Regions from separate parts of the Homo sapiens genome. Here region 1 is linked to region 2. Evidence: read pairs that join two places in POLR2A ChIA-PET (ENCODE). Cell type or tissue: GM12878. All regions are shown on one strand. Links, peaks and the distances in the headings refer to the core of each region. The heading gives the core; the rest is flanking DNA.

What was found. ChIA-PET counts read pairs that join two places held together with the same protein. Peaks named below come from ENCODE experiments on the same cell type or tissue, not always from the same donor. Only the 100,000 strongest peaks of a DNase experiment are listed, where the experiment ranks them.
Region 1: POLR2A ChIA-PET joins it to region 2 with 5 read pairs; 2 of 35 experiments call an interaction of 5 or more read pairs at or near these places.

What each region holds. Positions count from the first base shown.
Region 1 is chr2:140,600,980-140,608,384 of GRCh38, reverse strand. It overlaps LRP1B (LDL receptor related protein 1B), which reads left to right. Exons shown (of 91, transcript NM_018557.3): 42 at 6,746-6,935. Among named protein-coding and RNA genes, the nearest start is that of MIR7157, 18 kb to the right of the region's middle. In GM12878, for the core only: no CTCF peak of the experiment used is centred there; a DNase peak (open chromatin) is centred at 3,470.
Region 2 is chr2:140,655,020-140,663,894 of GRCh38, reverse strand. All of the region lies in intron 41 of LRP1B (LDL receptor related protein 1B), which reads left to right. Among named protein-coding and RNA genes, the nearest start is that of MIR7157, 73 kb to the right of the region's middle. In GM12878, for the core only: no CTCF peak of the experiment used is centred there; no DNase peak of the experiment used is centred there.

The sequences.
Region 1 (7,405 bases), core at 1,316-5,315, 54 kb after region 2:
AAGAAGATCTAAATTCAGGTGATCAACAGTTGCACAGTTTTTTAGGTGTTCTCATTCACTGGAACCAGCAGGATTAGCAGCCACTTGGACTGGCATCCTCTTTCCATTATATATTCTCACTGGTTATTTTTGTATATATACAACTATTGATTTTAATTTACTTATTTATTGCCTGCCAGCTTACCCAACTCAGTAGTTTTTTAGCAGATTCTCTTATGTTTTTCTATGCGTTCACTAACACAAAATAATGAAAATTTTTATTTCTAGTTTAATTGCTTCTTGTTTTAATTTTCAGATTACAGTGTAGATTTTTAATTTGTTTAATTTTTAGTAAATTAGACTGGTGGAAAAAATTATTATTTTATTTTAGATAATAATTTTATTTTATTAATGTATTTACTGATGTGGGGAGAAACAAAAATGACTCTGAGCTTTTAAATCATATTAGTGGTAGTCTAATTCACAGTAAGCAATCCATATTAAAATCTATTGCATCCCATTCATCGATTGAATGGTTAGAAAAAGGAAAATTATCCATGTTAATCATTTGTGAAGCATTCTAATAAGGTAGTCTCAAGGGAAATTGCCAGGTATTTAAATTTTCTATAAAATTTCTACTGGATAACAATTAAACCATATCTACATATTCACATACTTTAAAATAATTTTCTATAATTGTGTCCTGTATGTATATGTATACATATATATATACACACACACGTCTATGTGTGTGTGTGTGTGTGTGTGTGTGTAAAGAGAGGGGGTCGAGTTTAGCATATATGTGTGCTTCAGTTTTTATATTGTTGAATAATTCCAAGCGTGGATGTACTAAATTTTATTCATCCACTTATCAGCTGATTGACATCTGGGCTGTTTCTTCTTTTGGTTATTACAAATAAAGCTGCTATGAACATTTGTTGAACATTTGTGTATGTGTGGAGGTACGTTTTCGTTTCTCTTGGGTATATATTTACTAGTAGAAAAGCTGGGTCACTTGGTAACTCTATGTTTAACATTTTGTAAAACTGACAGACTGTTTTACAAAGAGGCTGCTCCATTTTACATTTCCACCATCAATATATATTGGTTCAAATCTTTCCACATCTTTGTGAAAACTTCTTACTGTTGCAGTCGTCATAATGAATATCAAGTGTGATTATGATTTGCAGTACTTTGATGTCTAATAGTGTTGAGCATTTTTTATGTGTTCATCAGTCATTTGTGTATCTTCTTTGGAGAAATATTTATTCAAATTATTTGCCCATTATTTAATTGGATTAGTTGTTGTTTTATTGTTGAGTGTATAAAGCATTCATTATTTATTCAAGATACAAGTCCATTATCACATAAGTGATTTGCAAATATTGTCTCCCATTCTGTCAGTTGACTTTTTGTCTTTTGAAGCATACAAGTTTTTCATTTTGATGAGATCTAACATCTGTTTTTCTTTTTTCATTTGTATTTTTTGTGTCATGTTTAAGAAGGCTTTGCTTAACCCAAAGTTATGAAGATTTCTTCCTATTTTTTATCCTAAGAGTTTCATCATCTACCATCTATGTTTAGGTTTAAGGTATATTTTTAGTTATATGTGTGGGTGTATGAGTGTGTGTGTGATATGAAGAAGGAATCAAATATCATTCTTTTACATGTGGCTATACAATTGTTGGGAGTACTATATATTTGAGATAATTTTTTTTCTCATTGGACTTTTCTGGTACATGTAGCTGTGTCTATTCTTATTCAAACTCTCTTTATTACTATAAACTTTATACTGAGGTTGAAATCAGGAAGTGTGAGCCCACTAACTTTGTTTTTTTCATTTAAGATTCTTTTGGCTTTTCTGGGTCCCTTGTATTTCCATATGCATTTTAAGGTCAGCTTGTCAATTTCTGGGAAGAAGCCAGCTGGGATTTCTATACATTAAATCTGTAGGTCTATTTGGATAGAATTGTCATCTTCATAATATTAGGCCTTCCATTCCATGAACATTGTTATCTTTCCATTTTTTAAAATCCTTAGCTTCTTTCAATGATGTGCTGTAGTTTGGGTGCATATGTTTTAACATTTAAAATTATTTTGCTAAACTTATTTCTAAGTATTCTATATTTTAAAATTATATTATAAATTAAATTGTCTTTTTAATGTCATTTTCAGATTGTTCATTGCTCTTATATAGAATACAAATGATTTTTTGTATGTTGCTTTTGTAACCTGCATCCTGAGTATACATTTCTATTAAATTATTTAAGATTTTGTATATACCAGTACTTGCCATCTGCAAATAGTGATAGTGTTACTTCTTTCTTTCCAATCTGGATACCATTTATTTCCTTCTCTCTCTCTGTCTCTCTCTCTCTCTTTACCCCACCCCCAATTACCCTTGCTGGAATCTCCAGTTTTAGTCAACATTAGTTGAATAAAGGCAAAAGTGGACATGTTTGCTTTGGTCCTGGTCTTTGAGGGAAAACATTCATTTTCTCACCACTAAATATAATACGAGCCTCGGGTTTTGGTATTCCTTTTATCAAGTTGAGGAAGTTCTATTGCTAGTTTGTTGAATATTTTTATAATGAAAGGTTATTGAATTTTGTCAAATAAGCCCGTCATTCAACCATGTCAAATTGTTGTCTTATTGCAATGAGAGAGACCGTATACTAGAAAAACTATGGCGAATCTCAAAAAAAGGAAGAAAGAAAAAAGGGAGGGAGGGAGGGAGGAAAGAAACGGAGGCAGGCAGGCAGGCAGTAAGGAAGCAGAGAGAGAAAGAAAGAAGAGAGAGAAAGAAAGAGAAATAAAAAGAGAAGCAAGCAAGCAAGAAAGAAAAAGATAAAATAAAGAAAAGGAAAGAAAAGAAAAAAGAAAAGGAAAATAAAAGAAACAGAACTTTTAGAAGATTTTTACAGAGGGTAGAATTTAGACACAATTTCAGTAAGTAGTGTTTTGTTAGGCTTAAAGTAGAGCACAGTTATGTGTACTATTTGTAAAGAGTTCAACATCAGATCTGGATAGTGAATTGGACCTGTATCCTTGGAAACTTCACAGTTAATATAGATGTGGAATATTTTGTGCAGGAACTTCTTATTTTAGGCTCTTTGCCTGGGCTGCAAATTGAGAGTGCTTCTGTGTGTCAAAATAACTCAGATCCTCCAAACAAGATTTGGATGCTTTATACTGGTGATATAATTTCAATCAACAAACTGATATTCTGTGGCTTTGGAGAACAAGCCAGTAAGTAAGAAGGTAGTACACAATCAAGGAGGACTTCATTATGATGCTTTATAGTTGTAGCATGTCCTTGAGATAAATGTTATTTTCTGCTAAATTTGTGTGTTAGTCTGTTCTCATGCTGCTAATAAAGACATACCCGAGACTGGGTAATTTATAGAGAAAAGGAAGTTCAACAACTCACAGTTCCACATGACTGGGGAGGCCTCACGATCATGGTGGAGAGTGAAAGAACAGCAAAGGCACATCTTACATGGTGACAGGCAAGAGGGTGTGTGCAGTGGAACTGCTCTTTATAAAATCATTAGATTTTGTGAGACTTTTTCACTATCACGGGAACAGCATGGAAAAACCTGCCACTGTGATTCAATTACCCCCGACTGGGTCCCTCCTACAACACATGGAGATTATGGGAGCTACAATTCAAGATGAGATTTGGGTGAGGACCCATCCAAACCACTTTGCAACTGGATTTACCTGCGACTGTTTTCCTAGCCGGATGAATACCAGTGTTTAATGGACGTGACTCCCTATGAATAATACCCTTCACTGCCTTTCCCATTTGGTAAGCTCTTATCCTGTCTTTAAGACAATGTGCAGACCAGAAGGGGCTATTGCTGTTCTTCAGTGGTGATGAGATGAAAGTATGTTCTCTATGAACTGAAGTCCTTTGGATAGCTGCAAGAGTAGTGGTTTATTTCTCTGCCAAGCTATTAGAATCAATTTCCCTATCATGGCTATGGAAACTAGAATCCAGGAAATAGGGTACAACCACGGTTCTGAGTTACTTGCCTGGCTTGTATTTTTTGATGTGCTGACCTCCCCTTATTTCTTCTGCAAAAACATGTCAGGACCTGACTCATGCTTAGCCAATCTCAATTCCCTGCTCAAAAGTGGGTAAGAGGGAAGAAAACTCTTTTTTTTTTTTTTTCTTGGCAAGTGCATGAGGTAAGGAGACAGGATTTTTACTGGTTTGCATTATATTTCATATGCCTATTCTACATCCTTGAGTTCCAAGAATTTAGCCCTGTATTGATTTACTCTGCTCAATATTTCAAGTCTGGTTGGGTAGATAGGCATTTTATTTTATTTTCAAACTACATAATTGCCTTCCAGAATCAGTAATTCAAAGTCCTATTCTGGCTGTTCAACTGTTTTAGGAATCTCAATGTTCAAACACAGATGTGTGTGCACACACACACATATACATGCCACATGCCCTCTCACTGTCGATAAATAATCACAAAATTGAGAAATATGTCTTATCTCAACTAAAATATTTCAATAATTTTAATTGGCTTTTTGTTAATTAAAATATAATTTTATAAGGATCTAAACATCATTTTTAGAAAGAAGTACATGACTAAAATATTTTAAAATGTAGCAACAGATCATTATTAACTGTAATTTCTGTTTATCATCTATTACAAAAATAAAGTAAAACAGATTATATGTGGATATTGAGATGTATTATGTTCTCTAGTAACTCTGGAATTATGTTAACCATAGAAAAGAAACATCTGTCACATCTCAATGGTGATACGAAGTGTTTTCTTCCTGAATTGGCAAGAGAAAGTTACGAAGAGGAAGATATGTCATGGTTACTGGAAGAGAAGATGTAGAATCAGGATGGATTATTCTCATTTGCTTAAATTTTCTCAGAGCTATGCCATTTCTCATTCTATTTGTGAACGATGAAAGGCGTGTAATGCTATAGATACTACTACTAGAGTTCATTGCATTTCTGAAATGATTTGGAAGTTTAAAAAATACACTGGCAAAGGTGATTTATTAATTAATGATTTAAACATCCTTAACCATGATCAACTTTTCTTCCACTCACTCCAAATAGGAGAACTATGTGCATCACATAAAATTAGCTTAACTGATTTTACAGTGACTGTGTTTTATAATTTTTCTTCCGTCATCTCTAGGCTACATTTTCATACTAATCACCCTCATTAATACCTTGTAGACTGCTTTGTTGACTGTGTGAGAGGAGACTATCTATGGTATATTACTAGATATACAATTCTCCTAGAGTCAAACAAGTTAAGACTAATGAATCATTCCTTTGGTTTCAGGTTGGTATAGATTGAGGTTAAGTAGTAACCATTATAAACCCATATCCAAATAGTGGTGCTACTAAGAACATAGGCTTTTGGAATCAGGTGAATGGGGGAGCCAGGCGGTAAAAATTTTGTGTTAATATTATCAGCCCTGTGACTATAAGTTTCAGCTTTCTTCTTGGGAAATGGAAAATTATGACACAAACTTCACATTTTATTTTATGTATAAAATAAAATGATGTATGAAAAGCAGTTTTTATCATTTCTAGCATGTGGCAACTAAAATGATAGCCATTAATTGCATTATTATTGGATATTTCATGTTGTATGTAAAAAAAGAAATAAAAAAATATGAAAAAAAACATTGTTCAAAAACTTTAATTATTGTTTTGCCCTCCCACAAAATCCTATTGATCCCCCCAAACTAAATATTAACTCATCTTAAACCTGGAAACAGCTCTTTTCAGATACCTATTTTTATAGCAGCTGGATAGTTCCTATTAGGGATTCTTTGAGAGAAAAGCAGGGGAAATGCTCTGTCTGTAATAATGTTAATTTCTTGGTATGACTGAAAAAAGTGTATACGTTCTTTGTTAAATTAAACATGCTCAGAATAATAATTCTGAGTAAAGCAAATAACATGTAGGAAAAGTGTAATAATTTGATTATACTTAAAGATGCACTCATAGCATGTCTGTGAAAAATAAAACAGCTACTTATGTTACCCTAGAGATTGGGAATACAATTTTAAGAAATAATTACTTTTGTTTTTCACCTTGTCACTTTTATGTATTAGGATCTGTGTACCATCATTTATCTTTGTCTGACATTTAAAGCATGCTTTAGCTGGCAATTAATTTCTTTTTCTCTTGCTTTGTTTTTTTTTATCTCATTAGTTGGATAGAAGCAAATAAATTGACACATTAACCTATTAAAACATTATCTACCACTGTTTGATAGTTGCAAGTAAGGAGTTAGATTTTGGATTTCTCATACTGTTGTAGTTTTCGATGTGTTTGCTTTTCCTGGACATCTCCAGATCTATAGTATCAAGAGAAAACTCATGATGATTGTATCTAAGTCGTATTGCTGACATAAGGTTTTCCAAAACATCTCTAAGTTGTTGCACGTTGGATATTTTTGAAAATTGATTAAGATACAAGAAAGAGAGCCACCATTTTCCAAAATGAAAGGCAATTATTTAATTTTATTTTATTTGTGAGAAGATTAAGTCTATAATGACATTTTTTGCAAAAATTGCTCCCATTATATATGTATAATAAGCTGTCAATTGTAGGTATCACAATGACTGCATTTTTATTTTGGAGATTTTGTGGAGAAATGGTTGATGAAATAACAGGTATACATGTATGTCTTAAATGCTTTTTCTGTCCAGAAGTCATTTTTTTGTAAATAAAAGTATATATTTTTTCTTTTTCTTCCCCCACTAGATGTGGGTTCTGTGGAAGGACTTGCCTATCACAGAGCCTGGGATACACTGTACTGGACAAGCTCTACCACCTCATCCATCACCAGACACACTGTGGACCAGACTCGGCCTGGAGCATTTGACAGGGAAGCTGTCATCACCATGTCAGAAGATGACCATCCACATGTGCTAGCCTTGGATGAATGTCAAAAGTAAGAAACAGTGTAGTTTTATTTCTTCATTATAGTTATAAGTCAAAAGAATATCAGAGTTCTGTTAATTTTAAGAATTAACTTTAAAAATAAAGTTTTTATTTGAAGTTTTATTTTCACAATTCATAAAACTTTTTTTTTTATGTAAGAGCATTATAAATGTGAAAAATCTGGTCCCTTTAAAAGCCAGGCTTCATCTTCCTGAGAGATCCAGTAAAAACAAATTTAAATAATTAAAGGCAAACTAGAGACAATACCATGCTGGAAAAGGCCTATGAAGAAGACTTTAATACATAGCTGATTGGAACCATATATTTAAAAAAATTAACATACACGGAAGACTAAGAGTGTTTTTTTTTTTTTTGCATTTTAATCAAGTAATTATAGCATCTGGAGATCTCCCAAATTGCAATACAAAAGAAAGCAAACTGCAACCATACAAAAATCTTTGTGTGCAGCTATTTTTCAGC
Region 2 (8,875 bases), core at 2,456-6,455:
AGAAAAGAGTCACATGTCCCTAATCTGAAATCAAAAGCTAGAAATGATTAAACTTAGTGAGGAAAGCATGTTGAAACGCAATAAAAGCCAGATTTCAGGCTCCTTGTGCCAGTTAGCCAAGTCGCAAATTCAAAAGAAGGTTCTTGAAGACAATTGAAAGTGCTCCTTCAGTGAACACACGAATGATAAGAAAATACAGTACCCTTCTTGCTGATATGGAGAAAGTTTTAGTGGTCGGGAGAGAAGGTCAAACCAGCCACGACATTCCCATAAACTAAAACCTAATCCAGGAAAGGCCCTAACTCTCTTTAATTCTATGAAGTCCGAGAGAAGTGAGGAAGCTGCAAAAGTTAAGTTTGAGCTAGCAGAGATTGGTTCATGAGGTTTAAGAACAGAAGCCGTCTCCATACAATAAAAGTGTAAGGTGAAGCAGCAAGTACTGATGTAGAAGCTGCAGTAAGTTTTCCAGAAGGTCTAGCTAAGATAATTGATGAAGCTGGCTACAGTAAACTTCTGTTTATATCAGATATGTGTGGATCTTGGCATGATTCACTGGACTATTGTAGTTTTTCTGTATGCCACTATGGTGAATACTCGATGATGATGATGACCAGTGTATTTCCAACATGGTGTGTTTGTAATAGTCTGTAATTTATCTCAAATTTTATATTTTTAGTATCTTAGTAGGAATTTTGGGGGACATTTTAATGAATTTCAGAATGTCAAATACCAAAAACACAAATTCTCTGTTGGTTGATAAGTTACAGGTATTTTTATATATAGCATGCAATTTAACATATCATTGAGCTGAAATTCTTGTGTGCTGTTCAATCATGTTCTGAAGGCTACATGTTGTTTTACTTAAAAGCATTTTTATAAAGTTAGTGCACTTTCTTAACTGTAGCCCTTTACCCATTTGGAAATTATACACATTTACTCTAATAGATTGTTATTAATATTTGCTACCCTACAACTTTTCTGTTATCAATACTTTTGCAATCTAAAGCATTTGCAGGCGCCTCACTAAAATGATTACCATTGGCAATTTCCTCTTTATATGTGTAAAAAATTTTAAATTTCTGTCAGAAGGAATGATGTTTCCTCTGAGACTTTGTATTTTAGACCTAAGGCAATGTTTCATGAATTTTACTTGAAAACAGATACTCACTGCCAAGATAAAAATGGTTTGCCATAGGGAATATTGTGCAGTTTTCAGAGTCATTCTTATTTAATTCTTTCTATTTGTGCAAGGAATTATATCCATTCCAATGAAAATGGCCTTCTTTTACCACTGAAATTATATTTTCAATAATATCAACAGGAAACTAGTAAATTCCAGGCCTTTCACCATACCTCAAATTAGTTCCTTGTTCTCTACATTTAAAATTTTTTCATCTTTATCTAATTCAGTTTGGTGTTTGTGTAATTTAATTGCTTCACTTCTTTTTCTATCATTTTAAGTTCCCTTGTATTATTACCCTCTTCCATCCAAAGGAAGACTGTGTTAATACCAGCTATGTATTCTTAAATAATTTTTCCTTAATATTTGTAATTATAGCATGTATAGACACCTATGTGTAATACTTATGCAAATAAAAACTGTGGATTATTTTGTCCTCCATTTTACAATCTCTAATTTTCTCACTCAAGAAATACCTCATACAAATGTAGTCAAGTGAACTGGAATTTTTCCTTTTAATAGTATATATATAGCGGATATATATATGTAGTAATATATAATGGATATATCATGTTTTATTACTTCCCTTATTGATTACAAATTACCTTTCTTCTAGTTTTTTTCTACTCTAAGTTATACTAATCTAAATATTTCCATATGGCTACTTTATTCTTGTTCGTTAGAGTTACTTCCAAGTTTTTAACACGATATTTGAGTTTAAATGATAAAAGAGAGAATTCAGGTAATTATTCAGATGACTTATGTCAAGTGTTTCAATTAGATAAATTGTTTAGTGCTTATTTCTCATATTTTAATGCTATACAACTTAGAATCTTAAACTTTTTTGTGTGTATCACAACATAGAACAGAGATATACTTAGTGTGTATCATATGTCATATGACATGATTTTGAAATAAAGACAACAAACTGATTTCAAACCTAAAACTTTAATAAGTATTGAGTAATTACCAGAGGACAATTAGTCCAGAACTGTCTACATTGCTCACTCATGGGATTTAATCCAGTGGACAATTTTGTTGTTGTTTTGAGACTGGATCTTGCTCTGTTGCCCAGGCTGGAGTGCAGTGGTGCAATCACAGCTCACTGCTGCCTCAACTGCCCAGGCTCAAGTGATTCTCCTATCTCAACCACCCCAGTAGCTGGGACTATAGGTGTGTGCCACCACACTGCGTTTTTTTTTTTTTTTTTAATTATTTGTAGAGATGGGGTCTCATCATTTTGCCCAGGCTGGTCTTGAACTCCTGGACACAAGTGATCCTCCTGTCTTGGCCTCCCTAAGTGCTGGGATTATAGGCATGAGCCATCATGCCCAGCCCAATTTTTAAACTAACTTTCTCTGTGGACCCATAGTCTCAAAATCCTGGTAATGTAATTCCATTCTCTATAGACCTCCAGTACTCTAGTTGAAATTTCTCCATAACAAAATTGGGCCTATCTGCTTTTCATTTTATATCCCTATCATGTTTTTTAATAGCACTCTTTACCCAGTGACTGTACAAATTAATGGCTAAACTGAGAAACATTCAGATATAAACTGGAGTAGGTAACTTACTATTTATTCACCATTTTCTTAATAATGATTGCTACATAATTTAATATCTTTGGCATAAAAGTATGTCTATGAGTTGATTAAATTAACTTTGGCCTCTGATAATGGGAAGGGCAAATGGGTTTCATAGAAAAAACCTTAGGAGTTAACAAAAGCAGAAGAAGAGAGAACATGATTATTAATAATATTAAGAAAACATTTGACAAAAGCATACATTTATCTGCTTGTCTTTTCTAAATGCAATAAAAATGAGAGTTTAAAAAAAAAAAAAACACAAAAAGACAGGAAGAACCTAATGGGAAATAGCAACAAATTGGAAAGACAGCAGGTAAAATTATCAATCAATGCAGACATTTTCAGACATGTACAGTTACCAAATATTTAACTCTGGTGTACCTTTCTTTGAAAGCTGTTGGAGAATGTGTATCTAGTAAATGAAAGACATAAAACAAAGAAAAGAAAGACGTGAGTTTCAGGATATAAGAGACTCTCATATAACGCACATAAACAACCAAAACTTTGTTTCAAGATGAAAGTTGCACATGAGACTCAGGAAAGTCCTGGTCCAGATCAGAGAGGGAGTTTGGGAGATATGAAAAGGAGCTCTTTGGAAGAAAAATGGCTTTGATAGATTATATGATGTATAAGCATCTGGAATATAATTTTGTGTTTAACTTATACAGCATTTATAAAGAATTAAAGACAGGTACATAGAAAATAAAGCAAGTGAAAAAATAGTTTTTAATTACAGGAATCACAAAAATACAAGAAAGTAAACAAAATCATAGTACAGTACTTGTCTCTGCAATGAACAATAAAAATTGACATATAAAAATACTGGAAGTATGCAAAAAGAACTATGGGTATTTAACTTAACATTGTCTAAAATTAATAAAGACCAGTGAGGTATGGGCACATTATTTATGAATATGAAGACGAACCCAGAAAAAGTTACTTTAAAAGTTGAAAAAAACACTTTTGCAGAGCAGGAGTTTTTTTTTGAGGGGAAGGAGTGGGACATTAGTGAATGATAGGTTGTTGTAAGGGATTTCTAATAATATACACTTTTTGAAAAACACTATAAGCATGTATCACATTGATAAAAGTAAGCATTAATTTAAATAATGGCTGGTGATAGAATATACATTTTTCTCCTAATATTGCCTGAAAACAAAAATATTAGTTATTAACAAATATGAAATTATTGATAAACAGTTGCATATCTGAAAGTTAAAGAAGAGATTAAAAATCAATGTGTTACTCCCCAAATAATCTATTTTTCTTGACTCTTAAAAATTTATTTCTTATCTCTCATCCTGTTTTTCTCACTAGTCTCGTAACCCTAATATAAAGTTTTGTGGTTTTGTTTTTGGCTTTGATCATGCATTTTGGAAATTTTTTACATTAAATTGTATCGTTTTATATTTGCTCATGTTGTCTCCCCAGTGAGAGTTCAAGTTTCTTCCTTTGTACCTTCCTTTGTATCTCAGCCTATGTTAAATTTGTAGGTGGGGTTCATTCTATATTTACTGTGTTGAATGTTTCCTGTTTCTTATGTAGCACATATCTGTGTTTGAATATAAGTCCACTGAAGCCAGAATATATTTTTACAGCATTTCCTGAGTACCAGGGGCATCTTGGTAACTGTTAAACATTAACAAAACTCAGTACACTGCAAAGTTGGTCTGGCACCACATCACTAAAAGCAAACCTTTAGTAGCTTTCCACTCCATTAGCTGTAATCGAGTAGAACCTTTATTCATCAAATAAAACCATGCTGAAAATAGATTAAAGTTACAACGCTTATGTACACAGGGTAGTATCATTCCATATGTCTAAATTGCTGAAAAATAGATCTACTACTCATAAAGTATCTATTAGATGACATGTTTCTAGTTCAGTAAAGTGGGATCTTCTTAGTCAACATGAACCTATTATTGTGGCACATTTCATGCTCATTGAAAACAGATTTATAACATGTAAAGAGTCTTTTATTAAATAGATTTTCAGTTCACTAAAAAAAAAAAAAAAAAAAAAAAAAAAAACAGATTTACAGTTTAGGGACAACCCATTGCCTAACATGTTTTCAGCTCACTGAAACAGATTTACAACTCAGAAACAACCCATCATCTAACATGTTTCCAGTTCACTGAAAACAGATTTACAACTCATACATAGCCCATTATCTAACATTGTTCCAGCTCACTGAATATTGATTTAGAATTCATAAACAGCCCATTATCTGACAAATTTTCAGCTCACTGAACAGATTTGCAAATCATAAACAACCTATTACCTACTGCATTTCCAGCTCACTGTAAGTAGATTTATAGTACATAAACAACCTATTATCTCACATGTTCCAGTTCACTGAAGGTTCATACAGAACCCGCAAAGAACCCCAAAGGGTCAAGGTTCCACCTTGGACAGAAAATAAATAAATAAATAAATAAATAAATGTAGACATATTGCGTTAAAAACATTTGATCCTAATGTACTGTCATATCAATAGACATGATAGAGTTTTATCATCATTTTCAAATTTAAAAGAAAAAAATTGGATAAATTAAAGGTGGGAAAACTAGTTTTGTGGATTTTAAGAAATATTTATTTTATTTTTGGAAATTCAGGATGAGAAAATAAAATTATTAAAAATGATTATTGTTTATAAATAATGATGCATTTTTACAACCTTATTGCCAAAGATTGTTTAATTGTTATCCTGTTGCAGTATATAAAGCCATTAGAAAACATGAACTTTTTTGAATGGCTAATATACCAACTTTTGTTAGAAATTGTTAAAACAAATTAACAGAAAAACTTCCTTTTGTATATAATTTGACATTAAATATGTTTACTGGCCATTAATTTGTTTTTATATTATCAATGTGAAAAGACCATATTTTTCCTTCAAAGTATCCAGAAGCTAAACTTTCCTTTTAAACTTTTTATTCCAATTTTTCATTGCTATTTTATTCAATGTTAACCAACTGAAATTTGTAAAGACACAATAAAAATGTTTTACTTAAAATAGTATGGGTTTAAGTATAAAAAACTAAATTTTGAATAATTTATAAGTAGATATTAACTTATGAATGTGTGATGTTACTTCTAAAATGTTTTATTATGGAAGTTTTCAAATAAGCACAAAAGTAAAGAAATAAGTTCTGTTAATCCTTGGGCCCATGGATCAGTTTCAATTAGCATTGACATACAGCCAATTTTGCTTATCTGTTCAATCTCCCACCCCCAACACATACACTCACTGTACCATCGGGTTACTTCGAAACAAATTCCAGGCAACAGGCTATTACATCAGTAAATATTTTAACATTATGGTAAGAGATAAAGGCTCTTTTGTTTTTAATGTAATCACAGTGACACATCATGAGTACATTAAAATAATACCTCAATAGATATAATTTAATTTCTAGCTTACTGATGATTCCATAATGTTGTATTTATATATATATGTATGTATATATATGTATGTATATATGTATGTATATATATGTATGTATATATGTATGTATATATATGTATATATATGTATGTATGTATATATATGTATGTATGTGTATATATATATATGAAATATCTATCTATCCATCCATCCATCCAGCCAGCCCTCTTATTTTTTCTCCTTATTTCCAGTACTGGCCTATAGTTCACCCATATTTGTTAGATGGAATAATCATTCAATGTATGATCTAAAATATTATTCAATGTATATATCTAAAGATTTACTCTGGTCTTAGGATACGAAGTGCTGAGAAAATCAGTGAGTTTCTGGGCCTCTCTTTCTCTTTTCTCAATAGGGCAGTTATAATGATTTTCAGTCTATGGAAAAGCATGTTTTCTACCGCACTGCCTACTTCCCTATATTATGAAGTACAGTTTCCTTTAATTATGAAATAAAGCAATCAAATAGAATTTTTTTTTTTACTTTTATGTTTCAAGATACATAACTTTCTTTACCAAAAGGGATGTGTATGTGTGTTCCTGAGAAAACACTCATGTATATATCACATTGGCATAAATGCCTATCAGTACTATTATATTTCACAGGATAAAATCATTTTGAGGTATATATAGAAGCTCTGTAAAATATTGGGAACTTAAAATATAATAAGAGAAGGAAAATATGACCACTTTTAACTTAGTCTGTTTTGTGATATATTGATGAAATTCATTGTCTTGTTTGTGATTATACTACTGTCAATTTTTGTTTTAAATTGACCCTAGTTAGCTATTGCAAGACCATTTAGTTTGCCATTTCTCTCAAATTTACATGCTTTTGTGGTTTTGTCAGTAACATTTGCTTTTTTAACTCTCTGCTTCTCCAACCTTTAGTCTTTCATACATTTCCTCACTATAGTTGTTAAAAGTTATTGAAAATTCCCTGAAAGTGAACCCCAAAAAACTTTTCTTTTGAATGAATCAGACAAATAGTCCAAGGAGATACACAGACATACACTTGCACATCTAATACAAGCAGAAAAATCAGAAGTAGTCCGCAAAATTACAAATGGTTTAAAAGCAGTAGTTTCGACAAAGCAATAATCAGAAAGAGGAAAGAAGAAAGAAGTAGAATTTTTCTGTATCAGGTCATATCTGGTTGATGTGATAACAAAGATATTTTTCTTTAAAGAAAATTTAGCAATGCCTTTGGGGAAAAAAACAAAGCAAAACAAATCTCTTCCTTTACTGCTTTCCTGGCATTATCAATCATACTTACAATAATATACATTGTGATTTTCTCAATGATTTTTTGAAAATTGTAAAGACAGTGTCCTGAAATAGTGCCAAAGTAATGTGCAATCACCATTTTGTTAGAATTAGTACATCCCTTTAAAATAAGACAAAAAATGTCCAGTTTCTATGTCTCATTATTATATATTGTCACAAAACCTGCCAAGATGTTTTTACATTACAGAATCTGCTAGCAGATTTCCCTGAGCTTTTGGTGACAATGCTGAGGATAATTATGAAATCACTGAGAAGTGGGCAAAACAAAAAACATGATTAATTCTCTATTTGTGGTCTGACATAGATGGACTTATCTTAGAATTACTATAATATGGCATTTATTGAATCCCCTATGTACCACTTAAACCACTTGAATGTGTCTTGTTTCCTTTGGGAATTAAACTAGTAAAGAGATAAATGTATACTCTGCCTATTCTTTTTTTGTTTTTTTTGAGACGGAGTCTCACCCTGTCTCCCAGGCTGGAGTGCAGTGGCGGGATCTCGTCTCACTGCAAGCTCCGCCTCCCGGGTACAGGCCACTCTCCTGCGCCAGCTTCCCGAGTAGCTGGGACTACAGGCGCCCGCCACTATGCCCGGCTAATTTTTTTGTATTTTTAGTAGAGACGGGGTTTCACCGTGTTAGCCAGGATGGTTTCGATTTCCTGACCTCGTGATCCACCCGCCTCGGCCCCCCAAAGTGCTGGGATTGCAGGCGTGAGCCACCGCGCCTGGCGCCTATTCTTTTAATTAAGAAATATGAGGTACTTTTTATAACCTAGCTACTTCTCTGTGCTCTGATGCAATACAGATAAATACAATTCAGTCTCTACATTCTTTGAGTTTCTCTTCCTGCACCTAGGAATGATTAATCTGGAAGGAAACCACTATCTTAAATTCATGAATAACTGAAACAATAGAGTCACATCCAAAGGACAGAACAATTTACTTGCAAGTGAGATTCCAGTTATTGAGGTATTTTGGATTATTGAGGTATTTTGATATTTTATATCTGTGACAATTATAAGAACCTAGAAAATTATTAGAGCAGGATAATTCACAGTTCATTTGCTAGAAATTTAGGACATAAAATAGACGATTAACATCAAGGTTAATAAATGTAGAATTTGGAAGTCACCACTGTACTTTATAAGAATGAGAATAAATTTTTAAAAAGCTTGTTTTACTGATGAATTGGTAAATTTTAATTATTTCCTTATATAATAAGATTAAAAATTTCTTGAGCATGTATTACATGTTGAGCATACTTCGATGGTCTAGAATTTGTACAATAGGAGATCCTTTTAGAGAGATAGGCCACATATATTCCAATTTTTAGAGAGCTAGGAGATATATATATATATACATACATATACCC